2 separate regions of the Mus musculus genome follow, and region 2 is linked to region 1. The links are chromatin loops, found by intact Hi-C in ENCODE. Cell type or tissue: left cerebral cortex. All regions are shown on one strand. Links, peaks and the distances in the headings refer to the core of each region. The heading gives the core; the rest is flanking DNA. Region 1 holds the start of Ptpn3 (protein tyrosine phosphatase, non-receptor type 3). Region 2 overlaps Ptpn3 (protein tyrosine phosphatase, non-receptor type 3).

Evidence for each region. Peaks named below come from ENCODE experiments on the same cell type or tissue, not always from the same donor. Only the 100,000 strongest peaks of a DNase experiment are listed, where the experiment ranks them.
Region 2: a loop joins it to region 1, with 8 times the contacts of the local background. A loop is called at or near these places in 2 of 42 quality-filtered maps.

What each region holds. Positions count from the first base shown.
Region 1 is chr4:57,292,770-57,308,893 of GRCm38, forward strand. Ptpn3 (protein tyrosine phosphatase, non-receptor type 3) reads right to left here and starts at 7,600. Exons shown (of 26, transcript NM_001384115.1): 1 at 7,512-7,600. Gm12536 (a long non-coding RNA gene) reads left to right here and starts at 6,970. Exons shown (of 3, transcript XR_003955208.1): 1 at 6,970-7,541; 2 at 9,002-9,934; 3 at 14,394-16,124. In left cerebral cortex, for the core only: CTCF peaks have their summits at 7,160 and 8,026; DNase peaks (open chromatin) are centred at 6,523, 6,621, 7,027, 7,249 and 5 more places; H3K4me3 peaks cover 3,500 bases; H3K27ac peaks cover 3,235 bases.
Region 2 is chr4:57,220,268-57,236,391 of GRCm38, forward strand. Ptpn3 (protein tyrosine phosphatase, non-receptor type 3) reads right to left here. Exons shown (of 26, transcript NM_001384115.1): 13 at 14,955-15,089; 14 at 12,055-12,231; 15 at 5,447-5,633; 16 at 5,239-5,316; 17 at 3,352-3,408; 18 at 1,631-1,787. Among named protein-coding and RNA genes, the nearest start is that of Gm12530, 56 kb to the left of the region's middle. In left cerebral cortex, for the core only: no CTCF peak of the experiment used is centred there; DNase peaks (open chromatin) are centred at 6,113, 7,680, 9,077, 9,468 and 2 more places; H3K4me3 peaks cover 461 bases; H3K27ac peaks cover 4,071 bases.

The DNA.
Region 1 (16,124 bases), core at 5,314-13,313:
AATCTACATCTGCCCTCTGAATCCCATGGGAGTTCCCTTGGAGTAGGCATCGGGGGACAGCAGGCTTGGCTTGGCACGCTTTTCCCTGAGGCCTTCTATCATTAAACCCGCTCTGCTCCTCCATCTAACCTGAGCCTGCAGTGAAGTTAGAGCAAAGTAGGGTAAGGGCTGTAAAGAGGCCATGCATGACAGGAACTGTCTGAGCGGGTAGGACAGAGGCAGAAAGGGGTAGGACCATGGCAGGGAACACATAGGGCCCCTGGGCAATGCCAAGGGCATCAATGGATTTTGTCTTCACCCAGATGGAGGATTTCTAGTGCCAGGAGGTTTGCTAGGCTGGTCTTATCTCAACCCCCCCAAAGTCTTACTTGGGTAAAATGAACACATACACTTAGACCTAGAGTAGCTCCAGGTAAGGCCGGCCAATCAGATGCATTTACTAAGATCATGCCCGTTCACTCTCAAAATGTTTTTGTTTTTTTGTTTTGTTTTGTTTTGACGATATGCTTGAGTCAAAGGTGCACTTGGAGGAGGCGATTTGTGGGCGGAGGAACCTGCACAGAGAAGTCCTTCCTCTCACCAAGTATTCCACTGGTCTTTCTAATACACCCATTAACCCAGCACTGAGGTCCCTTGTATATCTGTGCCAACAGTAGGCTCAGCATCCCACCCTTTTGGGGGGTAAGGCTATGATTAAAAATAGAATTCAAACCTATTTATAGAAAGATTGCAACAAATAACACCAGCATCCCTCACAAAAGACAGGGGCTGGGGATGTAGAAAGCCAGGAAACTTGCTTCGCTTACCACCACTGCATAACTCCGCTCACTCACCGAATATTTACCGAGCACCATGGACTGTCCAGGCTGTGCCTGGCTCTAGGCATACAACAAGAAAGGCCTAAGTGGAAGGACCTGTGACAAAATGACCAACCCGTGTAGAGCAAAAAAAAAAGCCAAGGTCACGGGCAAGCTGGAGAGCTGTTCTGCTTTAGAGCATTCTAACAGAGACGTAAAACTGGAGCCCACATGCTCAAGCAGAGACCACACGCTCAAGCAGAGACTTTTTTTTGGGTCCGCCAAGGGCATAAAGTGGCATGAGCTAAGGTGTACAGATTAGGCAGCAGTGCTGTAACTATTCATTTCAAGAGTCTAAAAGTTATAGGGGTGGAGAAGAGGGACAGGGACGAGGCTCCCTTGGCAAAATACTTCTCTAGCAAGCACAAAGCTCTGGGTTCTAACCGCACAAAAACCCAACGTGGTGGTTCACACCTGTTAATCCTCAACTGCACATAAAGACTGAGGTTAGCTGGCCTCCATATGACCCTATCTCAGAATGAAAGAAGTGGTATTTGAACAAGATAATTATTTTTTTTCTCCTATGAAAATCTTTCTCTACATGCATGAACCAGCACACACACACACACACACACACACACACACACACACACACACACATCTGAAACAATGAAAGCAGAAGAAGGAAGACACCAGCAGAAGAGGAGAAGAGGCCCGGGAGAGGTGGAAGAGGGTTAATCAACTTGAGCAAGGTGCTAGTGTATGGAAAGGTTATAAACCTGTTGTCGGGGGCTGGTGAGATGGCTCAGTGGGTAAGAGCACCCAACTGCTCTTCCGAAGGTTCAGAGTTCAAATCCCAGCAACCACATGGTGGCTCACAACCATCCGTAACAAGATCTGACGCCCTCTTCTGGTGTGTCTGAAGACAGCTACAGTGTACTTACATATAATAATAAATAAATCTTTAAAAAAAAAAAAAAAACCTGTTGTCTTTGCACTCTAACTAAAAAGTAAAATAAATTGTGTACTATAGTGATGTCCAAGGAAAAACACTACACACTGGGTTATGATAAATAGGATAAAATGGTCATGAGGGCTGGGGGTGTTCCTCATGGTGTTCTCGAAACTTTTCTTTAGGTCTGACTAGGTCAGAAGAAATTTAAAAAACAAAGCTTAAAGAAAGGGAGGGAGGGAAGGATGGCAAAAAGAGGGGCTGAGATCTACTCTGTCTTTGTAGCAGGGCTCCCAGGGCAGACACGGAGACAGGTACTAATACAAACCAGGCTAATTACCATAAAGTTGCCACTGTGAACAGGGCTACCACGGCAAGGTTGTGATAGCCTGAACATCCCAAGCCACACTAAGCTGGCCTGCGTGGAAGGAAGCCATTTGCAAACCCAGTCAGCCCCAGGCTGCAGGACCATGAGGCAGGGCTGGAAGCTCAAGGCCAGAGTAGGTGGATCGGGGCCAAGGGAAGAGCTGAGCTTGGATCTGTCCTTACCCTAGAAGCGATAGACTGGACGGGTGACAGGACATGTGGAGGCCACTGTGGTGGTGGTGGTGACAGCTGCCTCTTGGAGAAGCACCATCTGTGTGTTTCTCCTGCCCCCTGACACCATAATGATCTACAAACCACATGCATGCATTTGCCAACCAGAGGCAGGGAGGGGATGTGGTGGGTCTGAAGGGGTCAAACCATGTGCCGAGTGGGCAGGGACGGCTGCCAGGGAGCTGTTGCCTCTCAGGCCCGGCCCTCAAAGCTGACTCATCCAAGGGAGGTGGGTACAGAGGCCAGGACTCCACCCCACACCCACGCCTGTCTCCACTCATAAACACAACACCCAGCCAGCAAGGCCCTCCAGTCTGAATCCTGCTTTTCTTCAGTCCTGAGGAAGAGCACTCACAGCCTTGACTTGGGAGAAGGCCTCCCTCCATGGGGAAGCTACTCGGCAGTGACTCCGGGACTCCCATACCCAAGGGAGGGGACTTTCATGTCCCAGATCATTAGCTCCCTTAAGAAAGCCTGTTTAAGGGACATAAGTTCTATGATAGTCTTCACTTTACAGGCAAAGAATCAGTTTAGGGACAGATGCATGTTCCAGTCCTCAGCACGCTGCAGGGCCTTTTGGGAAGTCACTCCCATCTCTCAGCCTCGTTTGTTCAATGCGTCTGTGAAATGGACTCGGTAGGAGGAGTTGCTACACCTTAGAGTCAGAGAGGGGTGCCGTAGCAGAGACTCAGCACTGAAAGTCCATGGCTGCAGTCATGTTTGTTCAAGCATGTGCAAACTGACAGTTTATCAGGGGCTTGCGGTTTCCAGAACTATCCCAGTTCCACAGCCTGTATTCTAACTTTGCACATAAACCATCAAACTGCCTCAGAAACTCCACTCTCTCGTTACCCAAACACCTTCCGGGCTTTCTCTTAAAGAGAGAGAACACCTGCCAACCTTCGTTTTCACCAGACGGACGGACAGGGCCCAGCCTTATTTCAGGAAAAATGTTGTCAGCTGAGCCCCACAGCACCAGGGAGAAAAAGCCACCAGGTCTCCTGTGATCTTCCATTTGGTAGCTGCCCAGCAGGCACTTCTGTTGTCTCCATCGGTGGGAGGACACCCACTGAAGGAGACATGCAGGGCAGACAAGCTCAGCTCTCACCTGCCTTCCAAGCAGCCTTCCTGGGGAGGCAAAGTGGCCAGACTGTGGCTGTGAGGACTCAGGCAGCGTCCGGTGACCAGCAAAGGCCATACTAACTCGAAATAAGAGACACCCGAGAAGCACCTCTGACACAAGTTATTCCAATGCAGAGGAAAGAAAGAAAATCTAACGGTTAGCTCTACACAGAGTGAGGCCTGCCTGACTCAGCAACTAGAAAGTAACCCCCATTACTCTGCATGCCAACCACCTTGGAGGCATAATGCAAGTGCTAAGCCGTACCCTTCCCTGTGTGTTTTTCCTGACAGCCATCCTTGCTGCTTAATAAGGACCTTCAACCTGACAGGACCTAAAATCACACAGGAGGCAAGCCTGACTGCCAGGCATTTTCTAGACAGGTTAAATAAAGGTGAGAAGAACATTCACAATGTGAGTGGTACCATCCCCTGATCCCAGGTCCCAGACTACATAAGAGGGAGAAAGTGAGCAGTCGCCTCTCCCTGCTTCCTGACTGTGTATCCAACCTGACCAAGTAATTGAAGCCCTTGCAGCGAAGACTTTCCTGTCACAGTAAACTATACCATGGGAGCCAAAATAAACCCGCCCTCCTTAAGCTGTCTGCCAGGTATTTGGTCACAGCAATGAGAAAAGAAACACACTATGGCTGTCATCACTTGCATCCAACTTGATCCTCCTTCACATCACTCAGGAGATAGATGGGTGGATAGATAGATGCACATACGCATGTGCACATGGTCTTCGCAACCCCACTGTGCACACGTTCACAGTCCAGCTCGTCTTCTAGCTCTGCAGCATCTTCTAGTCTCTAGGCCCGACACATATTAGAGACTTCACAGAAGTCTGCATTTGCTATTGGATCTGCACTTAGGAGGGCCTTGGGATAGATAGCCAGGTAACTTGGAGGTAGAGATGGTTTCGGGTGCAGAAACTCTAGAAATAAATTTGAGACTTCTGGATTTCAGCCGGGGGGGAGGGGGAGGCTGGGGGGGGGCACTACAAAGAGATTCATGGAGTCTCCTCTGCCAAAGAGTTAGGAGACCTCTGTGAGATCAGAGCCTGAGGTCACTGGGCCCGGACAAGAGCGATGTGGATATGACCCAGTCCTCTCTCATCTGCAAAATGAGGGAAAGGTCCCAGAGGATTGGCCCACACACCCACTAGCTGAGCCAGGCTAGGGTACCACCAGCACTCCAGCCCTGGCAGAGCCTGAGGAGAGAAAAAGGGGCAGGCTTTGCTTTCCAGGAATTGACTGATGTAGGAGAGTGAGCCCTGTAATTATGGTCGAGAGGGGGGACCACAAATCACCGATCCCTTCCCAACATGCCAGTCCCTGGGAACTGAAAGGGAAGAGTGTATGCCACGTCTTTGGGCTCCTCCAGCAAGTTAGACCCATCTTAGAAAACAGTGCCTCTTGCACCCACAGACCTGTATGTAGCTTAGACGGCCACAATGAGTCCTCTTACTTCTGTTCTCACTGCCTTTGCCAGCTCACATATGTGTGGTGTGTGTTGGAGGGGAGGGCACAACACTGTAATTAAACTTCCAGGTCACAGCCAACAAAAACTGAGAGCAATTCCCATCCCAGGACTGAGACCAACGGCCAACCTACAACCTCGATTTCTTTCTGGGATAAGATCTGTCTCTGACCTTGTCTTACTGGCAGGGAGTCGAGACCTCAACAAACATATTAAAAACTACCACACCTTTGCTGTGAGATCAGGTAAAGTGAGGGCTTCAAGCTGAGATCTTGGTTAGCTGGGAGTCCAGAGTCACACTAAGGCCCATTACAGATCTGACCTGAGCTGGATGAAAGATACCCTGGATTCCAGGTTGGGGGGGGGGGTCCCTTGGCTTATTCACCATGTTTGCCTACCCACAGCCCTGCATCTGCAAACAGAAACATCTGCTCATAGACATGCCTCAGCTCTTCTAAATGCCCTCAGTAACCTCCAGTCTGCCACTCAGGTCTAATTTGCATACACTAGTCTGTGGATGAGACAAATCACCAGGGACAACACAGATCAATATAGAGTAATAGGCATGTTTTATTCTATTCTAATTCTCGGCAGACTGGTATTCCATTAACTGTGTGCTGGGATTTATGGGAGCGCTCATATACTAGAATATTTAACTAGAATGGCCTACTCTCAGTCAGAAAATAGCTTACCATTGTTAATTTTCAACTAGTCAATCTCAGGAAGGCTTCCGTTTTCCAATACAATCTAGATCTTGATTTAATCATCGGGAAAGACATCTGTGTAAGACACACATGGCAGTCTTATCCAGAAGAAAAAGCTCTGCCCCCAGAACCAGAAGCATGGTTTCCTCCATCCCAGTCATACCCAGGACGGTACAGTTGCCTGCTCAGAGCCTCAATGTCTTCCTCTATAAAATGGGATCGTGACACCAGTCTCAGAGGGAGACCTGTAAAACTGAAATGAGATAGTCCACATACCTAGCACAGCTCTGCAAGGTGACTGCAAAGGTTCGATATTATCATTGAAAAAAAAGAAAACAAAAGTCCAGATGAAATCCTCATTTAGCCTAGGTTACACAGAAGGCGGAGGCTATCTCACTCAGTTAATTCTACTAAAAGGGGAAAGAGGGACGACACGGGGGGTGGGGTGGGGGAGGGGTGGAGGTGGTGAGGCACTTCAACCCAGACACTATATAGAGGCATTCCTGGTAGGCACGGTCGGAAGCAGGCTGCTACTGGAACCTACTGAGCAGAGGCTTTTGGGCACTCTGTAATGCACAAGGAGCAGCCACCACAAAGAACGATCAAACCCGCTGTGAGAAGCTAAGAGACCCCCGCTCCCCAATCCAAAAACATAAGGTTAAGCATGAGAGCTTTGCAGAATATGCATCTTTTTCCCAACCAGGATTTCCAATTCATCCGCTTCGACATTTGCAAGATGGATCATCTTGCAAAAATAGTTCTTTCTGTGAGGCCCGAGTGTCAACTTCTGGAGTTTCGGAACTCACAAAGACTGCCATTAAACAAGAGCAGCTCACCACCGCTCTGTGGAGTTGCTTTTTTCAAAGCCTCAGCAGACGTTCTCCTGGGCACAAACACAGACCCAGAAAATGACTGCCTAATTCTACCTTCCTGACAAAATGGGAGCCATGAGGGTCTCTAACTGAATTAAAATCACATCACGCCAACTGCTCGCTTGCTTTATGCCGGGCACGGAGCCAAACACCTCCACACCATTTATCCTACTTAATCCACCACCAACCAGGCGAGGTGGGCATTATTGCTGCCTGCGTGCAGTGGAGGAAATGGAGGATCAGAGAGGTTAAACGACTCGTCCAAGGTCACCAGCTGGCCAAGGGGAAGAGCCCAACTTGAACCTAGGTCTAGAGTTTCCCAACCACAAGTTCCCTGTACCTTCACGGAACACCCAGGTGTCAAGTTATCTTAACTTCTCATGAATTTTTTAAAGGCAACCCTCAAGTTCGTAATAAGTTTAGGAGGCAGCAACCGGGGGCGGGGGTTTCCGGGCGCGCTCTCTCCCTGCACAACGCAGCAGTGTCACACCGCAAGTTACCAGAGAAGCCACCCCGGTCGCCCGCGGAACGGGGCGGATTGGTTTGGCACTGGAGTTCGTGCCAGGCCCAGGAAATGCCATCTTTGCAATCTGAAGGGGAATTCGCCCCGGGTGGCTGAGCTTCGGGGACCGCGGAGAGCTGGATCCCCGCAGCGGTGCGCCCCCTCTGCCGGGCTGCGGATACCTCGGCGCCAAGCCCAGGGCTCGGCCAGACTGGAGCGCACGCCCACGCCCGCGCCGCTGCGTCCAGAACGCCCAGCCTTTTGCCGCCCACGCCCGCGCCCCGCCCCAGCCCCGCCAGGTGATCCGGGCCTGCGCCCCCCGGATGCCCGACGTGGCGCGGAGACCTGGGGCTACCAGCTCAACCGCTAGTCCTCCCGCGTGTCCGCCGAGCCCCGGACCGGGTGGGGGTTGGGTAAGCCCCGCGTGTCCGCGATCGCAGCAGCCCGCGCTCCGACCCTCCCCGCAGAGGACCCAGTCTCCCATACCTGCAGCATCCGGGGGCGCGGGGCGCCCAGGTAGGTCGCGCGGGCGGGCGGCACTGAAGCTCGCTCGCGCCGCGACCTGGCCGCCGTCTGAGCATGCCCAGTGCAGCCCGCGGGCGGCTCCCGCCGGCCCGGCTGTGGCCGCGACGGGCCCGCGCGCGGGGCGGGGGACCCGGGACAGGGGCGGGCCCGGGGCAAACTCGTGGGACGCTGCCACTGGCCTCCGCAGACCACCTGCCAAACTCCCGCAGACCTCCAGGTCCCCTGGCTCACGCACGCAGCCATTCGTGCTTTTAGCATTTATTGAACACCTACTGTGTGCCTGGCTTTCCCGGATTGCATGCCTAAGAATGGCAAGGGCTTGGCGCTCAACGAATCTGAAATGACAGCGAGCCTTGCGCGGTGGCTTCGTGGCTGAGTTGGGGGTCTCGCTGACTCCAGCGGCTCCGTGGCTGAGTTGGGGGTCGCAGGGCTCCTTTGCTGGTCCTAGGACACCAGGCAGGTTAGCCCTTCCCAAAGCCTATAGGGCCCCTAGTGGCGGGCGTTCCAGCCGGCCTCTTCCGCCTCCTCCCACACCTGTCTTCCTGCGCTCCGACTGCACCTTCCTCCCCATCATACCCTCTGAACTTGACCCGCCTGGAGACCTTTACACTGCCTTTCCCTCGAGGTAGGACGTCTTTTGCCCTGCTTTGCTGGTGTTTCGAGCCCTCTCACCATTCAGGTGCCTCTTGTAGGAGAGACCTTTCTGGCTACCTTTCTAAATTAGCCCTGACCTCTTGCTCCCTCTCCAAGTCCATTACCGCACTCCAAGCATGTATCACTTATCCATTCAACAGTTACTTACGTTCTTCACACTTAATATATAGACAAAATCTCTGCCCCTTGTTGGGAGTTTAGAAGGGACTTTCTCGCAACAAACAACAGGTCCGTAAACAACGCAGGGTATTAGGTGATAAATTCTAAGAACAGGGGAAAGGAGCCAGGCAAGAAAGATAGGGGGTGGCCCGGTGAGAGCTGGTGGAACAACCAGATCAGGTGACAAATACCATTCAGTCACGCAGCTAAACAAGGAAGCTTTCTTGGGACGATAAAGCCGGTGCAAAAACAAAACAAAAACAAAAACAAAAAAACCTCAAAACAAAACGAGCGCAAGCTTTGTGCCCGTGAAACGGAAGGGCGAGCGGAGGGGCTGCTGGAGTATGTTGCCGGCTGTCTCTCGCGACTTAGATTTCCCCCTTAAGGAGTACCTCCCCTCTGTGTCAGCTCGGTAACTCCGCCTCTCAAGAGACCCAGCCTCTAAACGACGCTTGGCTTCCAGTAAGAACTAAAAACGTTTTGTTGAATGAATATGATAACAAAAGGATGGAGAGATGGTTAGGATTCTATGGTCGGACCTGGGTGCTAGATATCCCGAGAACCTTTTGTTCCCATGTCACCACGAGACCCTCAGCCGTGCCTGACTTCCTGGCTTAGATCCCGGTCTCTGTCCCAAGGTAGTGCACCGCTGCAGGCGCCGCCAGAACCTCGCGTCCGGGGAATTCCTACAGAGCCCGGAGTCCTAGGGGTTGCACTGTCCTGGCCCCGCCTAGGATCGCACGCAAAACCTGGAGCTCGGGCGCCAGGGCAGCACTTTTCGGAGTGGCGGGGAGAGCACTGGGCATGCTCGGAGCCATGGGAGCCCAGCGTCCGGAAGGAAGAACCCCCAGAGGGATTGGCGAAGCTGCCCACTGAGTCCCACCTGGCCGTCAGTCTTCTACTTCCCTGCAGGGAGTACTGGGTCACCCTCCTCCCCCAAGCATGGTGGGAAGACTTGAAATTCAGAGACAGCTGACTGAACACAGTGTCCTCTACCAGCTGCTGTGTGATCTGCTACCAAAGCCTTGCGCTCTCTGTGCCCTAAATAATACAAATGCCTACGCTTGGATCCGGGGGAGTGTGGGGAATTGAAAAAAAAAAAAAAAAAGAAAGAACGGGAATTTATTCAGTCCACCTTAAATGTTTTTTCCCCTTGATGAGGCTTGAATCCAGGGCTTTGCACACAGTAAGCACGAATGTCTTCCAGTGAACTAAGCCCTGTCCCAGACTCATTTCTTAAGTGCCTATCTCAATCATTCATCCATCATCCTTTAACACTTTTTGGACTGCTAAGGTGAGGGACCTGGGAATTGTTAGAACTGTCCAGTTTAAATAAAGCCTGCTGGAATACATCGTTACCATTTCTTTGCTGTCACTGCTTAAAGCAGTGTTCTCAGATTTGAGCTGGAAAATAGCTGAGAACTTCATTGAAAAGCTCTAAAAGTTATTTTTTAACGAATTAAATTTTTTTTTTGTTCGCTTTTCGAGACAAGTGCTTCTCTGTGTACCCCTGGCTTCTTCTGGAACTCACTCTTATACATGCCCAACTGGAAACAAGTGGATGTTCAAAGGTAGAGTAATGACTGATTGTGTTCTGATACATTGGTTGAAATAATTATTACAATTAAATCTTGCTGGGTCCCTACTACAGGGTCTGTGGGTAAGGAAATTTGCAGCCAAGCTTTCTGTCCTGAGTTCAGTCAATCCCCAAGACCTGTCAGAGTGGAAGAGAACTGTGCAGCTTGTCTTCTGATGTTTCACATGTGTGCACACACACATACATACATACATACATACACACAATAAAAAATGAAATTATGAAAGTATACTGCAACATGAAAACAACGATGAGTGGAAAAGCTGAAAACAATTGACTGTGGAAAGGTGACACGGACACACTTGCTAAGAATGCAGATAATAGTTTTAAAGCCAGGCACTGTGGTCCATGCCTTTAATCTCAGCATTTGGGAGGCAGAGGCTGGTGGGTCTCTGTGAGTCTGAGGTCAGCCTGATCTATAGAGTTCCAGAATAGTCAGAGCTACACAGAGAAACCCTGTCTCTAAAAACCAAAACCAAGACTATATAACAATAATAATAAAGTTTGGGGAGTTTGAGTTGGTTTTTCTCCCTTAAATTTATCCTCTAACTCCTAAGTGGTTTTGTTGTTGTTTTATATGTGACTTTTTTTTTTTTTTTTTTTTTTTTTTTTTTTGGAGACAGGGTTTTGTTTGGTTTCCGACCCCTGGACAAGGGACTAAGGTACATATTTTACATACCAAAACATACCTGGCGTCCAGGTTCTCCCAGCATCCCCCAGTCCTACCTGGCATACCCTGCCCCCAATTCTAAACATTCCAGCATACCAGCTGGCCTGCCCTTCTCCGAGAGGCTCTTCACTATATAATCCAGGCATGTTGGTCTGCCTCTTCTTTCTTCCTCCTTCCCTCCCTCCCTCCTCCCTTCCTCTCTCCTTCTTTCTTTCCCTCCCTCCGTCCCTCCTCTCCCTCTCCCTTTCTCTCCCTCTTCTCTTCCTCCTTTTCTGCACACACACCTTCTGTCTTTCTGTTCCCCCTAACCTCCCCCCACTCCATGACTTCCCTAGGTCCTTGGGGCCAGTGAACTCACCCCCCCCCCAGAGCCTTTCCCATTAAACCTGCCTTTAATATATTCTAATCTGGCTTGAATTGGCCCATTTCACTGGCAGACAAATAGCCAACCTATCAGGTATCTCTGTGTAGCTCTGGCTATGGGAACTCCTGGGAGAGTTCCTTCTCTGGGAACTCTGGGAACTCCTTCTGTAAACCAAGCTGAACTTGAACTCAGGGATCTGCCTGTCTCTGCCTCCTGGGTGCTGAGGTTAAAGTCATGCATCACCATGCCCACCTTCGACATTTTAGTTTTTGGTTTTTTAAAATGATTAATGTCTTGATGTTACGTTTGTGATAATAAATACATAAAGACCTAGGTATGGTGGCCTACATCTTTAATCCTAGCATTGAAAGCAGAGGCAGGCAGGTCCCTGTGAGTTCTAGGCAAACTTGATCTACATAGCAAATTCCAGGACTCTATAAAGAGACCATGTCTCAAGAAAAAAACAAAGAGGGGCTGGAGAGATGGCTTAACCCTTAAAAGCACTGGCTGTTCTTGCAGAGGACTTGGGTTCGATTCCCAGCACCCACATGGCAGCTCATAACTGTAACTCCAGTGCCAGGGCATCCAGCAGTCTTACCCTGACATATATGCAGGTAAAATACCAATGCGAATAAACCAAAATAAATCATTAAAAAGAAAACAAGCAAAATTTTAAAAACACAATGAAGAAAATTCCCCCCTAAGATAAAATTAATTTCGTCTTGTATGTATCTAATCCGTTGTGATTAAGTTCAAATGTGGCCAATGTTTTGCATGAATTTTTTTTCTTCAGTCTTGACAGTTGGTTTGGGTTTTGTTAGTTTTTAAACTCAAGTTTCATGGAAAGCAGTTGGGAGTGGGTTCACAGCTGGTGACAGGGGTGGGCTCCCAGCTGGTGACACTGGGGAGGATCTGAAGCCTAGCCCATTGACCTCCTAGCTGGGTGTCAGGTTTTATGGTCTGTTACACACACACACACACACACACACACGCACGCACGCACGCACGCACGCACGCACACACACATGCACGCGCACACATACACGCACGCGCACACGTGCGACTGATGAGTAGAGGAGACTGTCCTTTTAGTCTGCCTTGCTTACCCTCCTTTGATGTGCTCTGTAGACCGCAGATTACTTTTACCCTTCTGGTCTCCTGTTACTGTTTTGTTCTCGGGGCCAAAATACTAAAGTCCAGCCCTTTAATCTGGTGCAGCTGGATTGGCCTGATGTTATTAGCTTGAACGACAGGTGATCTTAAGAGTCGACACGCCCAATCTTACGTGAATGGGGTTTCTGGATGGCCATGTAATCTTCACCGTTGAATTTAGCCAGCAAATGGGGCCTAGTTACGAACAAGACTGTACTGAGCCGTGGAGAATGGATCCAGGCCCAAAGGGACTCATGTAGATAGATGGTGTCCCTGGACAGTCATTTGGGGCGGGGGGGCAGAGTAACAACTCACTAAAGACACACAGTCCACAGACCCCTCAATAGTCCTGCTGATGTTTGCTGGAGCAATGCAGGGACCCCAGGAACAGTTGCTATTAAGCTCAAATAAATTAGTTTGTTCTTTGTCTTAGTGGTGCTGGCCCCCAAAATCCAAAAAAATCCCCAAACGACAAACTGAGGGGTGATTTCATGACAGAAGAAGATATGCAGCAGGCTAAAAGTTCACCTCTAGTAATAGAACAGATTGATGGAGGAGAGGTGCCCGAGCAGTATGAGAAGCAAGCAGAGTTAGCAGCCTCCCCAGGAAGACACCATTTGTTTAGAATATCCAGAGCCCAATACTGCAGAGCAGCCATTGTTTAGGAGAATTAGTGGGAAGAGTTTACTGGAAAAAGCACCACAGACCATCAGTCATTCGCATCAAGACTCAGGAAATCTGGACAGTGATTGATTGGCGGGGCTCCCCGCTGACTTGCTAATGCTTATGAATTATTTGTGCTGTTAATGTAAGCACATGAGGGGTTCCAGAACAGAGAGGGGCGGGTAAGTGGTGTTGATGGAGCACAAGGAAAGAATAAGGCTTACAAGCATTGTGCTTTGGAGGGCCTCCACTGAGACTAAAATCACCGGGTTGAACTACAGAAGGTTGCCATTGCGTGGGTCAGAATGATTGGACGAGAGCAGCTTCCTGTATTCCAGCAGGATGGGTGTACAAAGGAAGACAAATGAGCTGCCCAAGCAAGTGACTAGTGGCCGGGGCTTCCTATTGCATCTAGGGTAAAAGAGTCAGCTATAGAAGGTATCTTATATATGTGAAAGATGTCCTTTGGGCTCACAGGCTCTAGTTTTAAAATAAGCTTGGTTTCTTCTATTGTCGGGGGTGGGGGTGGGGAATGAATCAAGTGTTAAAGCTGGCAAGGGAAAGAAATGCGGAAAGAGAGAAAGAGTGGTTATACTCAGAGGTGATGAGAAGTGAGAAGACGTGGAGAACCAAGCAGGCCTTTCCCCTGTGGTGGCTGTGGGTGGCAAGTCCCTGACCCAAAAAGAGAAAGGAGGAAGCAGTCAGGTGTCAGTTACGAAGTGTTCATCAGCCAGGACCCCTCAAAGCTAGAGCATTCACTTGACTATTTATTAGGCATCTACTGTGTGTCAGGCACTGCTCTACGCATTTAGGAGACACCAGCGTCAGTAGACAAAAACCACCACCACCCCCTCCTCTGGATGATGTCTTCTAGTGCAGGGAGCTAGGAGGGATGATAAGCAAGTCTTGGGGATATGACTCAGCCACAAGAGAGCTTGCTTAACACGCCCAGGGCTCCATTACAGTGGTTTTCAACCTGTGGGTTGCAGGCTGCATACCAGATATCCTGCATATCAGATATTTACATTATAATGCATAACAGTAGCAAAATTACAGTTATGAAGTAACAACAAAAGCAATTTTATGGTTGGGGGGGTGCGTCACACCACACATGAGGAACTGTATTAAAGGGTCACAGCATTCGGAAGCTTGAGGGCTATGGCTTTCTCAGCTCAGCACTGCATAAAAGTAGGCATAGTGCTGCCTGACATGTGCCCATAATCCCAGCACTTGAAGACAGAGGTAGGCGATTCAAAAGTCAAGCTTGCCTGACCTAGTGATACACCCTTTTAATCCTTGCATCCAAAAGACAAGAGCAGATGAGTCTCTGTGAGCTCAAAATTATTCTGGCCTCTGTACATAGTGAGTTCTAGGCTCACCAGGAATAGAAAGTAAGACTCTGACTCAACAAACAAACAACAAAAACAACCAAAACCCGAGGTCATACTCAGCTACATAGTGGTTTAACGCCTTCCTGGGCTACTGGAAACAGCAGTTCTATACATAACTGAGAAACTTACTCACTTAAACAAAGACTAAGAGGGAGTTATTCACACCGGGTTTAAGAAGAGAATCTTCTAACAGGAGAAGCAGCCAATCCTGGTACACTTGGGGGAGCATTTATACATGAAGGAAGCCTGAAACCTTGGAGAAAGAGGCAGACAACAAATTAGAGATTATCATTGAGGGCTGGGACAAGAGCCTTCTCCAGCACCCCCAGGAAGGACTCCATCTCCTGTCAGAGATGACCAGTTTCCTGGCAGCTAAAGGCACCTGTCAACATATCCAAAGGTAAATGCTGATCATGGCCTACTTGACAGTGATTACAGACTCAAATAAAAAGTTGAAAATCATGGAGCAGCTGTCCCTGACAAGAAAGGCAGCCGGACCTCCAGACTGTCCTTATAGGGAGAGAGAGCATTGACCATTTCTCTCAGGATGCTTGCGCCTTCAGGAACCCCTGAGGCCCCTCAGGCATGAATCTTAGAACAGATAAAACCAGACCATACTAGACCCTATGAATTTGCTGCTGTTTGGGAAAGCAAAAGTGTAAGTTGAAGGACTTTGGAGACCTGCTCTGGAAACCTAATGTATTGAGGTTTTAGAAACCGAGACAGAGAAACCAGAGGAAGGAAGCCTCATCTATGCATGGCTGTCATGTTTAAGCAGTGATCCCTCCTGAAATGGGTACTATCACTTTCCAGCGCCCAGAGAGAATGGTTTCTCAAGGTTCCCAGCCATACTCTAACCTCACCAAGCAAAAGGGCAGAGGGGAAAGGAAGAGGAGATGGAGGCGGGCTATCCCCTACAGACAAGACTCCCAGATGTCATGCTTTCTCTGCCCTTGACCTTGGCTCCCTCTTCTGAGGCCAATAGCAGCTAATCATGTGACAGGAGAGGAGGGAGTGATGAGGGTAGTAGTCACAGGGGTGATGTTTGTTAAGGGGAGTGGACCTTAAAATAAACTTATTAAAGTACGTAGGATACACAGAAAAACAGCTCAGAGAGGCCCTTGCCTCGGTAGGAGGAACCCTACCAGTCAGTGAAGGGAGGGTGAATGTTTTACCATTTACACTAAACGTTTTGGTGTCTTCTGAATTTTGTACCACGTGATCTCTAGCCTATTTAACAATAAAGGTGTTGTATTTCTGGGGAAAACAATTGTGGAAGAATGTGTAAATTTTGTGTGTGTGTGTGCAAAAATATTTTGCTTTTTGTTTCCACTACCCAACAGCAAAGCGCTGGTTGTTTGACATGCCAAGGCTACATCAGGGCACAGTCATGGAGAGGGTGCTGGAAGGGTGCCCTGCCTCAAGCCCTCTTAACCCTCACTGGAAACTCACATGGTTGAAGGGTGGAACAGGAAACAGAGCTTTGGATGAGGATAAAAGAGAAAGGAAAATGGCCACAGTCACCTCGGGGGCAGGAACGATGTTTTCCTGACATAGCTGGTCCAGCCCCGTGGTGGGAGAAGCCAGTGGGAGAACTTCGGTGCCCAGGCCTCAGTGGGAACTCACATTCAGGCAGCGACATCGCCTGAGAACTCAGCTCTTTTGGCTTTCCAGTTCATCCCTGAGACACCAGAAACTTGATCTGTGCCCAGAGCGCTCCACCTCCTGGTGACATTTCAAGAACAGAGCCGCTGCTGGGCTGCCCAGTGCTCTGGCGACCTTCTAGCGTAGCTCGGATGACACATCACAGGATTTCCTCAACTGCGCCCTGGCGTCCTGCTGGGATGGCTTTTTCATTTTTTCCATGGGACACGCATCCATTGCATCTCGGTACAAACAGGCTGTCCAGCGGTGCCTCTGTAAA
Region 2 (16,124 bases), core at 5,325-13,324, 72 kb before region 1:
GAATCCCTGTTCTCAGGGATTCATGAGGGTCAGAGGAGATGCCACCATAAAGTGGTCAGCATAACACACACTTTCCTTGGTGCATCCTGTTACTGCTGAACTCCCACCAAGCCTCTGAGCTCTAGAAGATGGCTGGGATTTGTAGCATGGGGTGCCAGGATAGGGAAAGAGAAGAGCTAGAGGCAGCCCTAAGGCCTCCCAGAAGAGGTGGGGTGAGCACGGCTCCAGTTGGCTCAGGAACAGAGAGGAGAGCATTGGGTTGTGTTGACACCAAGGCCAGACCTCCATTAGTATTTAAAGCTATATAAGGGCCAGCAATATGGCTCCTTGGGTAGGCATGCTTGCCACCAAACCTGACAACTCATGTTTGATTTCAAGGACCTTTGACCTCTCAGTGCATGCACACACAGTAATCGTGCACAAATACATACAAAAATAAAATGGATAGATTAAGGTAATGACTAGAGAAAGCCTGGAGTAAATTTATAGAGAGGAGATGAAGTCCTGAGTGGTGTTATTGGTACCTCGGGCACAGCCAGATCAAGGCAACTCCTTAGACCCATGAAAAACCAGAATAGCAAGGCCTCTCTGTGGTCCAAGTACGAGTATTTATGAACAACTGGCCAGTGTTTGCAAAACTAGTAACCAAAGCTTCTTCCTCTTGGACGTTTACTTTACGAGACTGCTCGCTTACAGACACTGCCTATGGAAGCTAGCTAACTCCACCCTCTGCGCTGCACACAGTAAACACACTGAACTACTAGGCTACTGAATTGGTGGTGCCAGCTACCAGAATGAACATAGTTCACATATCCAGCTGTCCTGTGTGTCCATCTTTCCTTCATTCTCTTGCCATCTCTAGTGAAGGGTGTTCGGCTCAGTATATTAAAACAATAACCGCAATAGGAACAATATTTAACAATCCTTTCTTTACTTATCTACAGTACATCCCCTCATTCCCCAATGCCCTGAGGATGCCATTGAATCTGCATAAGACTACCTACACTCATGTTATGTCAGAGCAATGCTGGTTAACTTGGGAGGCGCCTCTCAGTGGTGTAGGAGGTGGGGTCAAGTCCCTGCCCTCTGATCCTAGCTGCCTCCTGACCAAGCCAAACACGCAAAGTAAGATAGGACCAGGCAAGCTAACAGTGGAATGGGAGCTATCTGGGCTGGGGCTGGTTGAATTCTGGGGCTCTAGGCCTATGTAAAGAGGTACTGGGGCTGCCTCTCTCCAAAAGACCCAGCCAGGAGCAGTCAAGGCCCCTGCAGACAGATTATTTTTTGTTTCTGGCAGTGACAAGAAAGATACCCTAATTGTTAAAAAACAAACAAACAAACAAAAACCAAAAACAACTCTTCATTTTCAAGCGCTGTCTACTATGTAGAAAACACAGCAAGCAGCCCAGTATGGAATTTCAAGCTTTTAACTGAAGCATCCAAGAAGCTGAAGCGGAAGAATTGCTGCAAGAGAAAGTACAGCCTGGGCTACAGTATGGGAGGGAGCTGTCCCAGAAAACCAAAAAAACAAAAAAAAACAAAAAAAAAAAACCCCAAAGCAACTGGGTAGACAAGCCGCTGCTGCTGCTCAGGTGATATCCCTGTGGCCCCGCCCCCGGGAGCCTGTTACCTTTTCTCCTGATCACCAGGGCCAGTTCTCTCGAGTGGGACTCCCGGCTTGCTTTGATGAACATCACCACCTGGTCATGAGTGTGCTCTGAGATGTCCCGGCCATTGATCAACACGATCTGATCCCCCTCATTCAGCTTAGGCATGCAGGTATCTGCCTAAGGAGGGAAGCGACTTTCTCTGTTACCATAGCACCAGCCTCAAGGGGAAGAAGAAGGCCGCCTCCCTCTGATCCCAGACACCTGAGACTGCGATCAAATGTACCTACTCTCCCCTGGGCATTGCTGTCATCATTTGTATGGCTGCTGCTAGGTGGACCTAGCAGCTGGTGGTGGGATTTTAAAGTGGCTCTGAAGGTAAGCTGTGAGACACTTCAGAACAGGCAAGCCAAGTTTACTGAAGCCATTTTTCCATGGGAGCCCACCTTGCTAATTAAGATGACTCTTGATGCCTCCAACCTTCTGTTTGTTGGATATACTGTTTGAAAATGCTTAGCCAGGTACAGCAATGTTGTAGGAAAGCAAGCCTCCCTAATCCCTAGAAACCACAAACAAAAGGCTACTGGGAAATAACTTTAAAAAAAAAACAAAAAACTGTATGTGAGGGTAAGTGTGTGTGTGTTCACACATACACGGACATGGACATGTGTCTTCCTTGATTGTCTTCCACTCCATTACCAAAGCAGGGTCTCTTGCTCATCCTGGAGCTTGTCAATTCACTAGTCTAGCTATCCATCTGCGCTAGGGATCCCCTGACTCCCACACAACAGTATTACAGGTGGCCACCACCCCTGGCCCCCGACTTTAACGTGGGTCCTTGGGATCCAAACTTCAGTCCATGCTTGGGCAGTGTGAATGTTGTCCACTGAGCCATCTTCCCAGGCCCCAGGGGTAAGCTTGACTGAGGAGTGAAGGCACAGTGTTCACATTTATGTTTTACTGAAAGCAAACCATCACACAGAAACCAGGGGAGACGGTGGGTACGCTCACCCGTCTGCTCCATGTAGGCTTGGCAGTGCAACATGCTGCATCTTAAATATGTACACAGCAAGCAAACAGAAAAGCCAAGCAGTGGTGGAACCTGACTTTATCACTCAGGAGGAAGAGCCAGGAAGGTCTCTGTGAGTTTGAGGATAGCTTGATCTATAAAGTGAGTTCCAGGAAAGCTTGGGGCGACAGAGAAACCCTGTCTTGACAAACCACATCCTGCCCCGAAATAAAAAAAAAAGAAAAGAAAAAACCAGAAAGAGGCAAAGGATCTCTACTGGAAACAAGTGGAAAGCAATCTCTGCCTCAGTTTCCCTGCCTTGACTAGTACTTCCCAAAGTTAAATGTACACACCAAACATCCAAGGATCTTGTTACAGACAGATCCAAGGTAAGTAAGTAGGACCTGGGCCTGTCCCTGAGCTGGGGCCAGCGGCCCCACATATAACAAGGCCACAGGTGACATGGTGCTGCAGCTGCAGGGATGGACCACGCTGCACAGCATGGTTGCAGTTAACGGACATCCCACTCTTTGTCTCAGTCTGTCTGCCGTAACAAATACAAATCCATGCTGCTACCGATCAAACCAAGCAAGTAGCTGATCATATAACCATCCAACCAATCAGTCAAAGACAAACTAAATCTCAACAAAATCCAAGAATGGGGCGTACAGAAAGAAACTTGTTTGACGTAGGGGAAAGCAAACACAGGAAGTCACATAGTGTATATTTACTTACAGGTGACTCTGGGTTTATCCTCGAGACCACGAGCGGCATCTTTTGATCCACTCCTCCCTGTAAACATTTTTCAAAGTAAGCAAAATCAAAAATAAAACAGAACACTTGAGTAGTTTTGCTAACAAAGGTATGTAGACATAATAAATATGAGCCTTAAGAATTCAGGAAGGTTTTACGGGAGGATCAATCACGGGGGTTGGGGACCCCTTTTGGAATTCTAGGGCACACTGCTGACTCCTCTTTACCCAGAAGCATATCCTGACATTCCCATCACCTGAACTGAAGATGCCCTTGGAAAAAAACATTTCCTGGAAAAGAATGTGTGCTTACTTCTTCAAAAGAGGAGGCACAAGACCTCAGGAAGGGCCATGTGCACTGGGATGCTCCCCGTGTGAGCAGAGCTCTAGAGGGCAGGTAGCCAGCAGGGGCAGTCTGCTCACTGCGCAGGAGTGGGGGTACAGAAGGAGTACAGAGGTGGGCGAGGGAATGGGCATGAGAGAGACGGAAGTTAGATGCTTCCTCGATAGGTATTTAAGCAGTGTGGGGAAGAGGGTCCTGAGGCAGTCACTTAACCCCACCACCCAATCCCTGAAGCTGTAATCCAATGGGCACAGCACCCGTTTCAATAATGCTATATACACAAACAGATGGGAACTGGGTGGTGACAGCAGTTTGCAGCCACTGCCTAGAGGGACTCATTAGACCCAGAGACTTGAGCTAGCTGCCTTCACATATCAGCTGAGCAGGGCTGTATGGGCCTGGAAATAATCCCTCCTGGGTGGGCTGTAGCTGCATTTGATCACCAACCAGACACTCAACTTTCTGAGCCCCGGGATTCCTTTGTAAGATGTGTTTAACGGCTGTTGTATGCTTTATTTATTTCCTTCATTTTGAGATAAGGTCTCCATAGCTCTGGCTGGCCGTGAACTTCATACACAGTCTAGGCTGACTTAGAATAAACTGGCTCTGCTTATTCTGAGAACTCACTACAATGACAGGGATCTAGTCTTGCAAATGTTGGGCACATAACAACTACATAATACGAGGCAATTGAACTACTACATAAAAAGCCAGTTCTTATCCCTGAGTAGTTTCCCTTTATTTATTTATTTATTTATTTATTTATTTATTTATTTATTTATTTATTTTTGAGACAGGGTTTCTCTGCATAGCCCTGGCTGTCCTCCTGGCTGTCCTGGAACTCACTTAACTCACTCTGTAGACCAGGCTGGCCTTGAACTCAGAAATCTGTCTATCTCTGCCTCCCAAGTACTAGGAGTAAAGGCATGTGCCACCACTGCCCAGCTGTTTTTTCCTTTTTTTTTTTAAAGTGTATTTATTATGTATGAGTGCTCTATCTGCATGTACACCTGTGTGCCAGAAGAGGGCATCAGATCCCAGTACAGATGGTAGAGTCACCATGTGGTTGCTGGGAATTGAACTCAGGACCTCTGGAAGCCACTGAGCCATCCCCAGCCCTGAGTAGCTTTTCAATAGTGTGTGCACACGTGTGCTTGGGTTTGCGTTCACACATGTGAATGTGTGGCTATCAGTGGAGGCCAGAGGTCAACCTCGGGCTTTCACTCCTCTGCTGCTATCTAACTTGTTTCTTGAGGTAAGAGCTGGCCAGGGCTGCACCTGCTTCTGTCTCCCCCCTCCCACCCCACAATCTCTGTTAGGTAGATCCAGGGACTGAAACCAAGTCCTCATGCTTGCATGGCTAGAACCTTACCAGCTGAGCTCTCTGTAGCTCTAAGTGAGCTTTTCTGCTTTTTTTTTTAAACGCAGCGTAGGTAAGGTAGTAGATTTCTGACTGAAATTCAGAATCCACCTGAAGACTGTTTCGCTTGGTACCACCTAAGAATGCTACAGACGCTCGCAGTGTACCTTAAGGTTAAAGCCAAATCTTCCCTCTTCATCTGGTGTGATCCGGATCAGGACTAGGTAGCCATCTCCATCGTCACTCTAGAAGACACGTGAGAGGGTTGTTTACACCACTTCCTTCTGCAGTGGCTGGTGACAAGGTATTTTTCTCTCTGTGAGAACGAGTCACCAAGTCACGAGCGAAAGTGCACAGGACCCGGAAGTCCCTCACCTTATCACAGTAGTACTGGCTGGCGTCCTCGACGAACCCCCCTTTGGTCACCTTGTGGTAGTCTTCTAAGAACCGCTGGTCAACTCCATCTGGAGAGCAGGAGCCTGGAGCATTCGAAGATGGAGACACAGAACTGGATGACTTCTGGGTCAGGCAGCTTTGGGCTGGGTTGTTTTCGGACAAACTCCTTCATGGTGAGGAAAGAGATGTTTTATAAGTCAATCAATATTATCAGAGAAAAGATCATTGGTTGTTAGGGGCTGGCATCTTGAGATCACCACGGGGTCCTGGAACCTGAGCATTTCTGCAAAAGTCCTTGGGCTACCCATGCTATCATCGAGGCTAAACAAAGTCAAATCTGACTTAGGGCAGAAGGGCAGGGGGGACCAATGGGCCCTGAAAACAACCCCTACCCTAGTTGCTTTGAAGGTTGATGGCGAAATGTGTAGATCCACTCTGGTTTAATACGAGAGCTGTTGCCTAGGCTGGTTTTGAACTTCTGGCTCAAGAGATTTTTCTGCCTTGGCTTCCTAGCTGGAACTCTGCCTGGGACCCACTAATTTGAACATGCCAGGAAACAGAGCATCATTTGTGGAATAATGACCGGCAGGAGCTATACATTGATAATTGTTGTAACTAGCACAGCAGCCTGCAAACTCCCACGTGGACGGCTTCTCCACACACTGCACACATTCCCACTTCTGCTTTTGCCTTCACTAACACTCTATCCCAGGCCCTTGCCTGCGACTGTTCTTTAAATGATGCTTCTGTTCACGAGCAATTTAAAATCGGGGGGGACAGGGGCTGGGTTTTTTTGTTTCTCCTTCAGTGTTAAGAACCCAGGACCTCTCACATGGTAAGCAAGAACTGAGCTATTACCCCCCACCCTACCCCACCCCCGCCTAAATTAGACTACTCTAAATATAAAATCTGTACCTATTCGCACACAATGATTCACAGTCTTAATTTATTTGAACAAAATATTCACTGGGAGACCAGTGTGGAAACAGATATGTGTAAGAGAAGAATTGGGCCTGAAGGATTACTGGTTGTCATCTCTCAAGCCTGTGATATTAAAAAAAAAAAAAAAAAAAAAGGTCCTTTCAATAAAATTGTATCAATAAATACCCTGCTTACTTACGTTTTAAAATTTTAGTTCATGAGTTTTTATTTCACAGGGTTTCAAAGTGCTTTTTTCTTCCTAATACAAAACTCTGGTCTAAAGCCAGATGGGTCTACATAGTGAATTCCAAGATAGGCAAGGGTATATATAGACCCTGCTCAAAAAAAAAAAAAAAAAAACAAAAAAAACAAGTAAAACAAAATTAAAAATAACAAAAGTCTCCTGATCTAGCTCAAACAGGGAACATGGTGCTGGAGAGATGGCCCAGGGGATAAGAGCACTTGTTGTTCTTGCAGAGGACTTGCATTGGGTTCCCAGCACCCACCTGGTGGTTTATAACCATCTACAGTTTCAGTTTCAGGGGATTCAATGTTCTCTTTATGAACTCTGTGAGCATCAGGCACACATGTGGTGCACATACATACATGCAGACAAAACACTCATACGCAAAAAAAATATAATAAATCCTAAAACATTTTGATTCTATCTTCAAATAGCAAACAGCAGTCACTACACACACTGACATAGTTTAAGACACCCCGCATCCCAACCTGTCTTCTAAGTAGGGTTGGAGGAGAGTTAGCGTCAGGGTGGGCTAAGGAACAAGTGGCTAGTTTTTGGACCTATCAACTACACACTAAAGTTCATCCCTGCAGAAAACAATGACATTCTGCTTGGTATAAAGGGTGGACGGACAGAGACCCAAGGAGGAAATGGGACAATGAGAAGGTGGGCGGAACACTAGGATGCCGGGAGAGAAGAGGCCAGGATGGTCAGGGCTCCCTGCGGAACTGCAGGGGATTGAAGCTGTAGGGAGGATTCATAGGCTACTGAGAAAGGCGTGAAGGAAGCAAGAAGCCATTTCTGAGCAGGAGACAGGCAACACGATGAGACCTGTCCCCATCCTCCAGAAAAGAGCAGTCAGAGTGGGACAGGCACACCCCAGGCTCTGGGGATGAAGGCGCAGAGGCAGACTGTCAGGCATCCGAGGACTACCTATATAACAGGCACCAGTGACAAATGCCACCAGAGAACAGTATTTTCTGAAGAGCTGCAACGTTAGAGAGATGAGGAAGAACAGCACTCCCCCATCAAAGACGCACGAACGTGGGATGCTTTCTCTCATTCCAAAGATGTCTGCGAGGTCCAACCACATGAAAGAGAATGGCAGCAGGAAACAGGACCAAGGAAGACTGAGGTTCCCAGCAGGTGCAAACTGGGTGGCTCTGAGACAGTGGTCCCTCCCAAGACACACGGGAGCCATGACACAAAGATGAAGAGCAGAGATGAGGTGGGGAGGTTCCAGGATCTTGTGGGTGTTTACCCACCTAGTCCGGCTCAGGGATAATGGCAGTCACCACCACCCACAAGGAAACCCTGTCCCTGGCTGGCTCCCTGAAGAGACAGACCCCCTCCCATATTTGCTGCTGTATTCTGGTAAGGGTGCCTAAGAATAGTGGAAGAGAAGGGGAAGGTAGAAACTGGCAAGAAGAGCCAGACTGCTTAAAGGAAAATAGGCAGGGCTGGCAGAAGGACTGGACAGCAATGTGGTGTGTGTGCTAAGAGCCTGAGGCGGGAGCCGGCAAACCAGGCCAGCATGGAGATGTATCGCATAGTCTGAGAAAAATACAAACACTTTCCTTCAGTATCCCCTGAGGTGCGGTTCCAGGACAGCATTCGCCACAGATGCTTAAATCTCTTATACAAAACGCTCTAATGGCTTCATTTTATTTATGTGCACCCTCCTGTGTTTTCAAAAGTCATCTTTCGGTTACTTACAGTACTCAATTCAGTGTCAATACTGCACAAACACTTGTGTCCTGGCCTGATGAGAAGAAAAAAAAAATCTGTACACGTTTAGCTCTGACCCATGACCAGGAAAGATCTCATGACACTGGACATGCAGTTGATTGACAAGTCTGTGGCTGCAGAACATGTGGGCGGAGAGGGTCAGCTGTACCAACAATCCGAGTGCCTAACAGCACCACAGCCTGCCTCACGACTGGGATGCCTGTCATTGGTAGGGTTCACAGACCCCACGGTCCCAGAAGATGGGCCATAGAAACTCCTTCTCTTTGGTTGTAGATGGAGAGATAATGCCCCAAGTCCCCCTCCAAAGTATACATTTAAAAATGAATGCAAGAGCTATCTTGTGTCCTGTATAAGAGGGCAGGCCTTCAGCCAGGAGGCAAACAGCCAGTGAGTTACTATGACAGCAAGAGAAGACTCTGCGGTCCCATGCTGGTGACCCACCAAAACATCTATGAAAAAGAAACTCTGGAATACAAATCTGAGCCGCTGTGAGCCTTGTCTCCTTCAGCATCCGCGCCGAGGGTAAGCTCTCCCTCAGCACACACCTCTTCCCTCCCTTGTATCTGGGCGAGGGGGATGAGGAATTTGGGGATTTTGTTTTTACCATGAAGAAAAAAGCTGCTTCTCTGCCAGCATTGCAACTTCCCCTGGAAGCAAGGAGAAGTTCAGAGCAGCGCTGGGAATAACAAAAGCGCCAGCCTGCCTGGGCACAAAGCACACTGCCAAGGCTTCAAAACTATAATCATAAACTCCGTGGCACCGCTATAAATATGGAACAAACCAGCAAGTGACTCATCTGCCGGGACGATGTTCCTTCCCTGTGCACTGGGGGTGGGGTAGGTGGGGTGGGGGTGGGGCTAAGCTCCCCCCCTTCTCTTTTTTGAATTACATTTAATTCTTCTCCAAAAAGAGTCCTCCTCGTCTGATTTCTTTGACAGAATACTTCTTTTAGACTCTTAGCACCAATTTTTCTGCAGAAAACATGTCAAACGCTCCTTAAACATTTTGTAAATACAATGGTACCGGCTGAGTTTCTTCTCAGTTAAGTTCAGACTAGCCGGTATCTCTTGCTTGGGGAATAAAGCCCTCCTCCACCCCACCTCACACGCTCCAGATGTTGAGGCTTCAGAAAGTCCAGAAGAGAGCGATTTCCCTCCAGTGAGGAGGGGTCCTTGATGCCGTGGAGGGGATCTAGGCTCTGGTTTTCCAACCATATACCACGTGCGAAGCCCACCAACAAAACAGGCTCTCGGAGCTGTCAAGAGTCCCCACCATCTGTTTCTCTGAATCCTGGGCTGCAAAAGAGAAAATGCTCTGGGAGTCACCTTACAGAGAAGGTCTCATGGAGACATTCAGAGAATCAGCATGCAGTATGAACAGAGCAGGAAAAAAAAAATCACTAAAGTCAACAGAGCTCAGACACACAGACATTAAATTGTACTTCATTCTCAAGAGTTTAAATATAAGTAGCCCCATCAGAGTTGTGGCTTGCAGATCTGCCCCTGAAAGCCTAGACATACTCACATCCCTTGTGGCTGTCAAACAGTGGGAAAATCTGTGTAGGCCCCCGCCTTTCCCAACCCTGACAGTTCTCCCAAGCCGCAGAGGCTCAGTGTGACAGGGGAGGCAGATGACACAGTACTGACCCAGGTCTGGAGGAAGCTAAAAATGAAGCCTTACCAAATTCCACTTTGTGGTCCCTTCCTAGATGCTGAACATCCATCTTACTTCAGTTGGCTTAAAGCTAAGCAGCTTGCCTGTGGTGGGTGGCTGCTGTATAGGCCAGTGAAAAAAATCTAGATGCTCTTCAGTGCCGTAAGCAGGGAACGTGTATGTGGGCTTCCTTAAGCCCTTGGATGACGTTCCCTGAACGCTCTTTTCTCCTTGTGCCAAAGAAACAGAGTCTGGAGGCCAGGGAGGACTGACTGGTTCTAATCGACGTCTTCTATACTCCTGCTTTGCATGTCTAGATCTGTTCATAGCCAGCAAGGCCACAGGCTTATGCAATGAATCCCACACCCACCTACTGCGACCTTCCCAACAGTACAGCAGGTTGCAAGCTGCAGGGACAGAGTGATCACTTCAACTAAAGAATCCTGGAGTTTCTGTCACAAGGAAATAATGACTGCAGGGACGGACCATTTAAGCAGAGGTTTTAAAAACGCAGATCAGCTGAAGACTATTGTTTGCTGTGGGCAGGACCTCTGTATGGAAGTGGAGAGACCTGCAATTCACCTGGGAAAGTCTAACACACATGCATGATGTGCTTAATGTCTATGAAGCCTGGAAGCTTTGTTGGCAAACGTGTACAGATTGGCCAAAGTGCCTGCTTGCTAATCCTCCTCCAACAGGGAGGCGTTACCTTTCTTGGTTTGGGCCATTATTTGGGGCTTAACAGTTTGAATATCCAATGGCTAAGACTGGCCTCCTAATGCCTTACCCGTTCCTATCATGATTTAATTTAAAGATATGGTGTGTGATCTATGGTTTACCTGTTCCGAAATGTGATTGGAGATAGCTTATCCCCAAGCACTCATCTCTGACAGAACTGTAAAGGTGAGGCGGGAAGAGAAGCGACAGACCTGACGCCTGGGTCTGGTGAAGCAAGAACAATGGAGTCTAACAGAGAGCAGCTCTGAGCTGATACTCAAGGCAAAAGGGAGCAGATGCACGGCTGTTCCTGAAAAACTCAAGACTCAGACCCGTCTTTCAGGACAGACATGCTCTTTGCTGGCCTTCATCTACGAGGGGGGAGCGTCTCTTTAGGAAGAGCGAAGGTAAACTGGCTGTGGCGGTACCCCAGCATTCGAGAGGAGAGGACGGGATGGGAGGAGCAAGAGTTTATGATCATCTTCAGCAGCAAGTTGGAGGCGAGCCCAGGCTCCATGAAAGCCTGCAGCAAGTGAATATTAAACGGAACAGTGAAAGACCAGATGTCTGATGGCCCCATACTGCAAGCCATAGTAGGAAGAAGGACATTGTCTCACTGGTCCCAAACAAGAGAGTGGCCACAGGAGGCTTTTGAAAAAACTGTCCTTAGCAAACATTTGCCAATAAAAGCCTTCTTTTACATTTTTAATTGGTGTATGTGTGTGTGTGTGTGTGTGTGTGTGTAGTGCACACATGGAGGTCTGAGGACAACTAACTGGTAGAAGTTAGTTCTTTCCTTCCACCATGTCAGGTCAACAGATTTGGCAATGAGTGCCTTAGTTTCCTGAGCCATTTTGGTAGCCTTGCATTGTTTTGTATTTCTCTTTACCGAATTAAAACAAACCCCAAGGGCATACTGTTGTTCTGGCAGGCTCCTACATGTTAGTATGGTCCTGGTGACTGAGGTCACAGGGTGGTCGAGCTTACGTGTAGAGGAATCAGGGCAAGCACATCCTTGGCTCTGTACTTGGCTATATAGAAATATCTCAGACAAGCTCTGCATATGCCCTGGGCAGGCAGGGCAGTACAAGACCTGCAGGTTCTGGGAGCGTGGTAGCTGCTCTTCTCTGAGCTCAGGCACACAGTTTGTCACCTGTACAGACGGGCATTAGAATTTATGTTCCCATCTCAGGAGAGCACCTTTGGGAGCTCGCTACAGGTACCAGATACCGCCTCCTCTCAACTGGCACTTTGGACTGAGCAAACTCAACAGATACAAAGATAGAAAGATACAAGGTCTTACTCCCGGTGTGGGCTGTGGTTCTGGGAGACTTCAGAGTCGCTGTCTTTGGGGGACAGGGGTCCCTTGTAGGTATAGAACACATCCTCGGTTTCTGTGATGTAGGTCATCTCATTGGCCAGGTTGTCCGCGGAGGAATGGCGGGGCTTGCGGATTTCATGCCGGAGCCGAGGACTTCGCCTGCAAAGGGGAGAGGAGCGGTACAAGAGGTCTGACCCAATGGCAGCTGTGTGACCTTGTGACCTGGCCTCTCCATGGATGCCCTGCCTGGTGCTTAGAAAGTCAGATCCAGAGCTGGGTGTGGCAGTACACACCCATAGCCCCAGCACTAAGGAGGATTAAGTGTTAAGGGCCAGCTGGGAGAATTAATGAGAACCTGTCTCAAAAATAACCAACACAAATATAAGTCAGAGCCAGTGAGATCATTCTTAATCCAGCAGAATCCAGCCAGGATGACACAAGTCTCAGGCAGGTCTGGGTAAGGGGTGTGGCTCCCAGAACCATGGTCTCCACTTAGAGGTGGGAAGATCTAAACTGGCTTATGCCATTGGTCCGTGAAACTGACTAAGGGTGAGTTAGTCTTCTAGAAAACTTAAAACATAACTTTTCTCACCAATTCAACAATGCACACTGAGAGGTTTAGAAAGAAGACAGTATTAACTTCTCACTGAATTTCACTTGATCCAAGAAGAAGTAACTGACTTTAAACATTTTGTGCATGTGTGGTGTATGTATGTGTGTATGTGTGTGGTGTATGTGTACATGTGGATGTGTGCACGTGTGGTGTACGTGTGTATGTGTGTTCCTTGACCATTCATGTGGAGGTATAGGGTCAGAGGTTGGTATCAAATGTCTAGCTTATCTTTGGAGATAGGGTATCTCACTGAACCTGGAGCTCATTAACCCAGCTAGGCTGTCTGTCTGTCTGTCTGTCTCCTTTGACCCTCCTGTCTCTGCCTCCCAGCTCTGGAATTACAGGCATCTACATCCATGCCTTGCCTTCTAAGGTGTATGATAGCATCTGAACTCAGGTCCTCCTGTTCACACAGCAAGTACTTTCCATCGACATCTACGGACCGGAGATGCTTGGGTTTTTTTTTTTTTAATGTTCTCCTTTTTAAACATCTGTAATGTGATGGGGACCAGCATGCTACAAAGTAGCCAGGGGACCTCAGATAAGTCCCATCACCCTCTCTGGACCTCAGCTGTACCTACAGCCCCTGAGAATGAGCCAGATGGGACAGTGTTCATAGAACACTTGGGACTGCCCCTGGGTATCAGGCTCTCTATCACCTGATCTCAAGCTCTCTTCTACTGCACTCCTGGCTTCCCTTAGTTAGCTATTTCTCTTTGGGACTCCCAGGGACTTGGAATTCCCCCCTGTTCCTGCACAATCAATACTATGTGTCCATTGTGTAAGCAAGATGGCTCTTGGGGTTTTGTTGTTGTTTTGTTTTGTTTTTTTCTTTTTTTTTTTCCGAGACAGGGTTTCTCTGTATAGCCCTGGCTGTCCTAGATCTCACTTTGTAGACCAGGCTGGCCTTGAACTCAGAAATCCACCTGCCTCTGCCTCCCAAGTGCTGGGATTAAAGGTTTGTGCCACCACTGCCCAGCAAGATGGCTCTTTTGACTCCTGGAAGAGGATCTATATAATTAGTAGCAAGAGAGCCAAGCCAGTGTTATAGTCACATCCAATCTTGCTAGTTCCTGGAGCTCACCCGGGGCTCTCTCTGCCTCCTTGACAAGTTTCCACATAAACTAAGCTGGTTCTTTACAGCACATGTCATCATCGTCATCACCACTGTTGCCCAGGACATGTGGTCCCCTGTGGGAGGTCCTTTCCTAGCAAGTCTCTCTCCTCATATCTCTTAATCCCATAGATCCTAGCTAGGCAATGTCCACCTGTCTTGCAAGCTACAACACTAATCCTATGGAGCCAGGGTACAATCTTTTCCCGCTTCACTTCTCTTGCAGACACTCGGACACTCACAAAAAAACGGCTGAGGCCTTTGTGGACCATTAAAATAACGAACAGAAAATTTCGTTTGATCCTTTTCTGAAATAAGCTTATGAAGAAGCCTTCATACATTATTCCATTTGTGGCAAACTTAGAACCCCGGGGGTCTCACATCTTTCTATCCTTAATCCTTTTAAAGTCTTTACCATGGGACTTCTTAGAGCTTAAAGGCGCTATCCTATGCTACGATTCTAAGGCAGGCATTTCAGGAGGCCTCAGGCCAAATGTTATCATTTATTTATTTTGCAGGGTTATGGAACGAAACCAGGGTCTGCACATGCTCTGTGTGTACTTTATCACGGAGCTATGCCCTTAGGCCTGTCCGGATTTATTAATTTTTCAAAGAAGAAGTTCAAGAATATAGTTAGGTGGGATAATGTCAAATATTCTAGCATGGCAGGGTAAGTCTGATGCACAATAATCAATTAAATAATCTAAAATGGCCAGTAGAAAGGATATGCTTATTTATTTATGAGAGTATAGGTCTGTGTAGCCCAGGCTAGCCTAAAGTCTTTATTCTCTTGTCTCAGGCTCCTGAATGCTAAGCACGCAAGTATCTACCACCATGTCCAGCTACCAGGAGGGATTTCCAAGTTCTCAACACAAAGAAATGCTATTTGTCTGACGGATGTGGCAGTTAACTTGATCTGAATACTATATATGCACTGGAATATCACCATGTATTTCATGAACAGATAAAACCACTTAGGTGAGCTTATTATAACTTTAAGGCCACCTTAGCATCATCAGAAGACTGACTCCTGCAATGCGTGAAACACACACGGGAAGTCTGACTCTACGCCATCTCTGCTGAAGAATTTAAAGGCAACTCTGTTTTTCAAAGACAGAAGGTATCTGCCGGTGTGTGGCATAAAGGAGTACATACCAGTTGGGGGTGATGGGAGGGGACCGGGAAGGCAGGCTCTTGGTTTCCAGCCGTTCCACTGATAAGGACCTCCTCATGACTGGGTTCCACACCATCCCTCCAATCACCTTTTTGCAATATTGGTTATTTACAGACCTGAAAAACAGATGCAGGGTCACTGTCCACACTGACCTGTCCAACAAGAAAGCAAGTGCAACATCCACAAAACGTAGCCTTCCCCTGGGAAGGCGCTTACTTAGCACCACAATGACAGCAGCCCCGGTCACACCTGCTGGGCTATGACCAGTGGAGCCAGCTTGCAGAGTGTCCTTTCAAAAATTTTAAAGATTAGATTTATTTAATTTGGATTGGTCTGTGTACGTGTGTGTGTGTGGACATGCCACTGAGTCCTTGTGGAGCTCAGTGAACAACTGGCAGGAGTCAGTTTTGCCTTTCCACCATGTGGGGCAGGGGATCGAACTCAGTCCGTCAGGCTTGGCAGCAAGTGCCTTTATCCGCTGAACCACCCCATTGGTCCAGAACTTCCCTTCTTGTTCTTGTTTTTCTTTAAGTCTTTTGGTGAAAGTGCTTCTGTGTTTCTACTACTTTAAATAGCTGAACTGCTTCTAGACTGTCCCAAAGCTACCAGGTTAGAAGGAGTGTCAGAATAACACAGGCATCACAGACCAACACAGGGTCAATAACGTCAACGGATCCACCTCACTTGCCTCCCGCTGGCATGAACAAAAGCAGTCTTCTGTGCAGATGATCTCTGTCAACCCGGCCACCAGATGTGGTAACCATAAGTCACTGGGAACTCTTTGACAGAGAAGCAGAGGATGTGCTTAGAACAGCCTCAGGTCCTATCCTCTGACTGAAGGATATTTCTGAATTTTATTTATAGTTAAGAGAGCTGGGCTGGTGAGGTGGCTCAGTGGGTAAGAGCACCCGACTGCTCTTCCGAAGGTCCAGAGTTCAAATCCCAGCAACCACATGGTGGCTCACAACCATCTGTAACAAGATCTGACTCCCTCTTCTGGAGTGTCTGAAGACAGCTACAGTGTACTTACATATAATAAATAAATAAATCTTTAAAAAAAAAAAAAGAGAGAGCTGACATCCCGAGGTATAGATCGCCTTAGTAAACTGTCTGAAGTCTGGTTAGCAGTAACAGTTCTGGCATTTTCTAAT